2 separate regions of the Homo sapiens genome follow, and region 2 is linked to region 1. A link is a contact called in ENCODE Hi-C or POLR2A ChIA-PET data. All regions are on one chromosome and are shown on one strand. The core of a region is the stretch at or near the end of the contact, and the rest is flanking DNA. Distances in the headings are between cores, read along the strand shown. Region 1 holds the start of THTPA (thiamine triphosphatase). Region 2 holds the start of DAD1 (defender against cell death 1).

What was found. Hi-C counts contacts between places; a loop is a spot of excess contacts on that map. ChIA-PET counts read pairs that join two places held with the same protein, here RNA polymerase II (POLR2A). Pooled maps may share reads with other maps.
Region 2: a loop to region 1 is called in a pooled map, with 9 times the contacts of the local background. The contact joins the promoter of DAD1 here to the promoter of THTPA in region 1. A Hi-C loop is called at or near these places in 2 of 37 single-sample maps with no recorded cell type and 13 of 50 pooled maps. POLR2A ChIA-PET finds 5 or more read pairs at or near these places in 4 of 52 experiments (B cell, Panc1, WTC11 and 1 more).

What each region holds. Positions count from the first base shown.
Region 1 is chr14:23,554,873-23,558,480 of GRCh38, forward strand. It overlaps THTPA (thiamine triphosphatase), which reads left to right and starts at 1,399. Exons shown (of 2, transcript NM_024328.6): 1 at 1,399-2,432. The coding sequence starts at 1,886. It also overlaps a transcript of ZFHX2 not described here. RefSeq lists enhancers at 779-1,713, 1,272-1,531, 2,392-2,441.
Region 2 is chr14:22,587,974-22,591,462 of GRCh38, forward strand. It overlaps DAD1 (defender against cell death 1), which reads right to left and starts at 1,251. Exons shown (of 3, transcript NM_001344.4): 1 at 974-1,251. The coding sequence starts at 1,184. RefSeq lists enhancers at 248-889, 890-1,531.

The DNA.
Region 1 (3,608 bases), core at 149-2,648:
CATATAGTTAGAGTCTCCAGATAACCATAGTCCTCAGAGGGAGTAAGAAGGAATCATCTCTATTAATATTTTGTCTCCCAAAGCATTCAAAGGGCCAACCCCCATGTTTTCCTGAATTTTATTTTTTTGGGGACAGATGGAGTCTCGTTCTGTCGCCCAGGCTGGAGTGCAGTGGCGCCATCTCAGCTCACTGCAACCTCTGCCTCCCAGGTTCAAGCAATTCTCATGCCTCAGCCTCTGGAGTAGCTGGGAACACAAGCACGCGCCACCATGCCCGGCTCATTTTTGCATTTTTAGTAGAGACGGCGGGCCGGGGGGGTTTCTCCATGTTGGCCAGGCTGGTCTCGAACTCCTGACCTCAGGTGATTCACCTGCCTCGGCTTCCCAAAGTGCTGGGATTGCAGGTGTGAGCAACCGCACCGGCCTTTCTGTATTCTAAATGAACATAAGTAGTTCTACACCTGACAAAAACTGCTTAGGGACCGCTGGAAACTCTGACAAACTCCTCAGTCTAGCACTCAAGGCTTTTCCCTCAACTGCATTTCTAGCCTCGTCTTCTCCTTACGTACCACCCAGGTGCTCTCCAGTTTCTGGGCCTTTGCTTAGGCTATTCCTGTCTCCATCTAGGTCTCCAACTGTTGAAATACCATCATATCTTTAGTTCCTGGCCAAAATACCACTTTATTCTCTGACAGAAAGTTTCTCACCCACTCTTACCCTCAACGTTCATGCCAGGAGGTATTAGATCCCCTCTAAAACTCCAGAGTAGCTAAACTGGACTTTATTACGCGCTGCCCCCGCCCCCTTCCCTCCCCCCACCCCAACCCCCCTCGCCACCATTGCCACTGGCCTGCGCTTAGCTGGCTGCTATAGCAGATATCTGTTGGACGGTGTGAATGGCTTGTATTCCAGGCCCATCTGCCTGCGTTGGGGGTGCGGCGGGGGGTGTTGGAGACGGGACTGGGGCTTGAGCTCCTTGCACCCGACTCTCCCCGCCGCCTTGTAGCCCCAGTTCAGCTTTAGGTAGAGTACCGCAGGCACCAAGTGCAGCTTTCCTGTCGCCATAGCGACGGGCGGGGCGAGATGGCAAAGTCTCCCTTTGGAACTACATCTCCCATCATGCATCCGCGCCTCGGGGTGCCTGGCTCAGCCTCAGGCATGAGACCTGTACCAGCCCCCGGGAGCCGTGCGGGGCCAACAATGAGGAGCAGAATGCAAGGGGCGGCCTCGCTCCCCTGGCCACCGCGGGGGTCGCGGCCTCCCATTACATAGCGCGTGTCTCGAGCCCTGGCCTGCTCTCGGCACCGCCACAACGGGCGTAATATGGCCGCTGGTGCCGGGACCTGCCGGGCGCGCGGAGGGTCGGGCCGAGGTCCGGGATCCGGAACTGCTCCCGGCATTCCTCGCGAGTGTATGGCGTGGGCTCCCTTCCCCCTCTGTGGGTCCCGCGAGGAGACTCTCGGGCTTTGAGGTGAGACCTGAAGTTCCGCTGGCCGGTAGTGTAGCAGGAAAGGGCAGGTCCTCCCGGGTCGTGAGCCAGTAGCCTCCTGGGGTGGCAAGGTGTAGAGAGGGGGGCGTTGAAAGGACACCCGCTACCCGGCCTGCTTTCTAGGGGTCTCTTTGGATTGAGGACATCAGCAGCAGTGGAAGGGATTTTACTGGAGACCTGTCACTGTCAGAGCCTTAAAATATCACCGACGGGGCCTTAATGTCACCGAGGTAGAGAGAAAAGGGCAGTAGCCCTAGAGACTATTGCGACACAGTGTGCCCCTCATAAGTTTTTCCAGGGAGGGGTTCTGTACTGAGTTGACGCCCCAGGAGCTGAGCACCAGGCTTTGCATCCTTGGGAACTCAGCAAACGTTTGTTCAGCCAATTGCAGGTAGCATGGCCCAGGGCTTGATTGAGGTGGAGCGAAAGTTCCTTCCAGGGCCTGGCACAGAGGAGCGGCTGCAGGAGTTGGGGGGCACCCTGGAGTACCGGGTCACCTTCCGAGACACCTACTATGACACCCCTGAGCTGAGCCTCATGCAGGCTGACCACTGGCTGCGACGACGAGAGGATAGTGGATGGGAGCTCAAATGTCCTGGAGCAGCAGGTGTCTTAGGACCCCACACGGAGTATAAGGAACTCACAGCGGAACCTACAATTGTGGCCCAACTCTGTAAGGTGCTGCGGGCTGACGGCCTGGGGGCTGGAGATGTGGCTGCTGTGCTGGGCCCACTGGGGCTGCAGGAAGTAGCTAGTTTTGTGACTAAGCGGAGTGCCTGGAAGCTGGTGCTCTTGGGAGCTGATGAAGAGGAGCCACAGCTCAGGGTGGACTTGGATACAGCCGACTTTGGCTACGCTGTGGGTGAGGTAGAGGCCCTGGTGCATGAGGAGGCTGAAGTACCAACTGCCCTAGAGAAGATCCACAGGCTCAGCAGCATGCTTGGTGAGGGAGACAGGCCCTTTTGTGCTTTTCCTGCTCCCCACTTTTCTCTTTTGGAGGCACCTGCTGGACCATGCAGTGGGGGAGGGCCTCCGGATTAAAAATTTTTTTTTTAATAGAGACAAGGTTTTGCCGTGTTGCCCAGGCTGGTCTGGAACTCCTGGACTCAAGCAATTTGCCTGCCTCGGCCTTCCAAAGTGCTGGGATTACAGGTGTGAGCCTCTGTGCCTGGCCTGGATTATTTTTGTAATGGGAATTGTTTTAGCAATTTTCTAAGTTTGCTTACAGTTCTGTGAAATCTCGTTTTCTCTTTAACAGTAGCTAATTTGGATCTAGTCCTTCCACGTGTCTAATTCCAGCCAACCTGCCTCATTTAGTTCTCATACCTATAGCCAGATCTCCTTCAGTTTCATTTCTCAGTTCCCTGCTTTGACTCTTCCTTCCCCCAATCTCTTTTTTTTCTTCTTCTTCAGTCACCACTCCTCCACAAGGAGTAAAAAGTAAGCCTTTTTACAAAAGCTGCCCTCTGGGAGGCTCAGACCCAGGATCTTCAGATCATGAGACTGATGCACTGCCCACTACACTGAGAGTCCAACCAGTCTTGTCCTTTTGTTTTACAATTACCTAGATCCTTTTAATTTGTCCTTTTGGCTTTTTGTAAAGGACAATAACATTATAGTTATGTGAGACAGTGGGGCATGATTTGGCAGATTTGTTCCTAAGCATAATTCCCTTGTAGACAGTTCATCCACACTAGGAATTGTGCATCCCATGGGGCCTTACAGCCCTGCAGTGCTGTTTGAGCCCCCTCAGCAAACATACACTGAGTTCCTTGCTATGTGCCCAGCATGCTGCCAGGCACTAACAACAAGACACTGGCAACAGGCAGTTCCATTCTCACCTCACCATGTAGAGGCGAGAATTCTATGTGAATCCCACCCCATGGCTATAGCTTCCCTCCTCTTCTTTCTATAGCTCTTGGTTTCTATGTGTACATCTCTGCATGTGCTTCATTACTAAGCTAATGAGCTTTGGCCTGGTCTAGGGCTTTAATCTTGATTGCGGAACAGGGTAATAACTGAAATGAGCTGACGCTGAGGCATCCTTCGTTTATCTTGGTGCCTGGGTGCCTCTTCGCCATTTCTCCTTGCTGGAGGAGAGAGGCTGAGGTGTGGCTTC
Region 2 (3,489 bases), core at 1-2,500, 970 kb before region 1:
GATCTGCCTACCTCGGCCTCCCAAAGTACTGGGATTACAGGCATGAGCCACTGTGCCAGGCCTCCAGACAATTCCAATGCTGTATTTTGTCTGTACCCCAACTAGACCATAAACTCTTTACGGATAAAGAACATGTGCCAAAGCTTTTACCATAATGCCTCATATTGGACTGAAAATACAACTGATGACCTGACTGATGATCACACTGAAAAGAAACCATGAATGCTGGCATGTTTTCAAAGTCAAAGTAGCAGGTGATACCAGTGATAGAGGCCACGCCTGTTTTCAGTATTCACTGAATCCCCGTTGGGCAAGAAAAGTCAGATTTTAACAAAAATTGATGGAGACTGTTCTCGCTAAATATAGCAGTCTACAAGGTTACCAAATCCTGGAATCAAAAGGAAAAATAAGGCTAAAATAGAGTTATGTGAACAAAAATTGGGTTCAGGACAGTGAAATAACAGCTTCCTCAACAAGAAAAAAAGTAGTAGCAGCTAAAAGGCAAAATCAAGTAAAGGATGATTCAACAAGAAAAGCACCAGTATTTATATTCTTTGCACTTTCATTGAAACGTTTCACCGGAGATTGGTAATGATTAGGCCAAGATGACAGAGATGATTCAAGGTTGGGTTTTTCATTTGAAAAGTCTACTAATTTTAGAGTTGTGTTAAACCTAAGTTAAAGTTGGAATAGGGTTTTCCCCGGACCAATATTAAGTGAAGTGGATCACCAAGTGGAGTAGCGGCACGAAGGTGGTTTCTTTAGACTTTTAAGTCCAACTCCTACGGAGCCGTTTGGTATTAGGCATATAATCTAAGCTTTCTGAGCCTCAATTTCCCCATTCACAACAAAAGGGCAATGCAGGCTCTTCTCATAACTTCAAGGGGCGGTGGTCTGATATAGAGTACTATGAAAACAAAAGCAGCACACCAAAGTAACACATTATTATTATGATCACTTATAGAACCATTACCCGCTAGGATGAAACTCCCCACACAAGAGATGAAGCCCGAGAGAAAAGAGTTGAAGGGGAAGGTCCCCACGAGGAGACAGTAACCGAACTGCAGCGCCCCGGTCAGCAGTATATACAGCAGGTACGCGTCCAGCAACTTCAGACGCTGCGGAGTGGAGCTCAAGTACTCTTCTAAGAACCGCGAAATGACAGACACTACCGACGCCGACATAACTGCACGCAAGGTACTCCGGTCCGCGCCCCAAACTCTTGGAGGACCCGTCGACCACACCGGATGTGCTGTTTGCGCATGCGCACCCTCGTGACCTAACTCCGCCCTCCCCGGTGTGCCAATTTGCGCAGGCGCTGAGGCCGGCCAGGGCGCGTAACAACTAATGCGCAGACGCGGACTGCATCAACAGACTCAACTACAACTCAGAAAAGTTAATGCGTCTGCGCAATGGCCCTATCAATGAGCTGGGGACGTGTACTCTTTCTGTTCTGTTTCCGCCCGTCAGCTCGGTGACGCCCACAGTTGCTCTGGCAACAAGACACACTGGGAGGAAGAGGGGAATAAGCTTTACTGGGGACCGCGTAGCTAACCAGAGGTATCCGGCTCTCTCTGGTCCTTCTGAGTCCTGGAAGATTTAACGGTTTGCATCTACTTTGAGGCAATGCCTGGCGTTCCTGGGGTTTGATACCAGCCTGACCCTAATTCTGTTAAGGGCGCTGTCTGCAGATGTCTGTCACAGATCATTGGAACAAGTCAAGTTCATCCGCAGTGAGACCCGGCGCGGCCAATCACTGCACAGGCCCCAGTTTAGACTTAATTACTTGGGGGAGTGAGTGGGTGTGGTGAGGGGCGGGAGGCAGGGAGGAAGCCTGACCTCAGCAGGGTTCTGAACTGGAACTCGGGATCTGGCCCTGCAATGCCAACATTTATTGGGCGCCTCCTTGGGGCCTGACGTTGTACTAACTTGTAGGGACTCTCACGTGAATCAGATATATTTGCAGCCTTAAAAGAGCTGGTGAAGGGAGGGACAGCTGTCGAATGTCGTGCAAAAAGCATATGGTCAAGTTTAGCAGCTCTCTTTCCGCAAGCTGGTATCTTGAACCTGGTGTAATATCCCGGGATGTCAGCGTCGAAAGGCCCGAAAGAGCATGCCTGGTTCAACCCTACTCTCTCCAACTCATTTTGCAGAAGAAACTGAAATGGTTTCAGGTTTTGTATTTTAACAAGTGGGATTATTTTGAGGGTTTTAACTGTTTTTTTTTTTTTTTTTGAGACGGAGCCTTGCTCTGTCGGCCAGGCTGGAGTGCAGTGTCGCGATCTCGGCCCACTGCAACCTCCGCCTCCCTAGTAGCTGGGACTACAGGCACGCGCCACCACGCCCGGCTAATTTTTGTATTTTCAGTAGAGACGGAGTTTCACCATTGTTAGCCAGGCTGGTCCCGAACTCCTGACCTTGTGATCCGCCAGCCTCGGCCTCCCAAAGTGCTGGGATTACAGGCATGAGCCACTGCACCCGGCCTGTTTTAACTTTTTTTAAGAAATTAAGTTCTGGCTTTCGTTGCCCTTTTAATTTCACGTGAATCCGACCTTCTAGACCCAGTTCATCTCACCTTTTAGCTGTAAGTTTTTCCACACATGACCAGGTACTTTATTTTCAGCTTCTTAATATTTTGAACTGTACGTGAGCAAAATTCCTAAAACAGCAGGTGAACAACAGCGTTCCTGCCTTTTCACTTTTTTTTTTTTTTTTTTTTGAGATGAAGTTTTGCTCTTGTCACCCAGGCTGGAGTGCAGTGAATGGTGCGATCTCGGCTCACTGCAACCTCCACCTCCTGGGTTCAAGCCATTCTCCTGCCTCAGCCTCCCGAGTAGCTGGGATTAGAGGCACCTGCCACCACGCCCGGCTAATTTTTGTATTTTTAGTAGAAACGGGGTTTCGCCATGTTGGCCAAGCTGATCTTGAACTCCTGACCTCAGGTGATCTGCCTGCTTCAGCCTCCCAAAGTGCTGGGATTATAGGAGTGAGCCACTGCGCCGGCCCCTTTTCACTTTTTATTTGCCTTTAGACTGGAAACTCTACACGCATTAACTAACGGATGTATTATCAGTGGTGATCAAAGCCTTACTTAAGTTCTAGAAAGAAGAGAAATAACCTAAGAAACCTTTAGAGTCTATTTGAATAGATAGATTTATATTCATACCCGTGGAGATTTGTGCAGCTATATGAACATAAGTTCAGCCTAAACCTATGTTGCTGAGAAAGAAAAAAAAAGAGTGGATAACAAGCTGGTTCTTATTTCAATATAATATGGCAGGAAGCATCAATTTCTCTGACAAGTTGAACCTTTCTCTCTGCCTCATCAACAAGTAGGAGGGTAGCTTCCTCACGAATATTCAACTTCAAACTTTACAGGCTAGGCTGATGCTTTTTAATCATTCAGGTGTGGATTCTTCAGGGAGTTTCTGTTCCATCAGCCAGGCTCCTTCCAGTGTTTTCTCCCTTATGTTTTGTCTGCCTTTGATC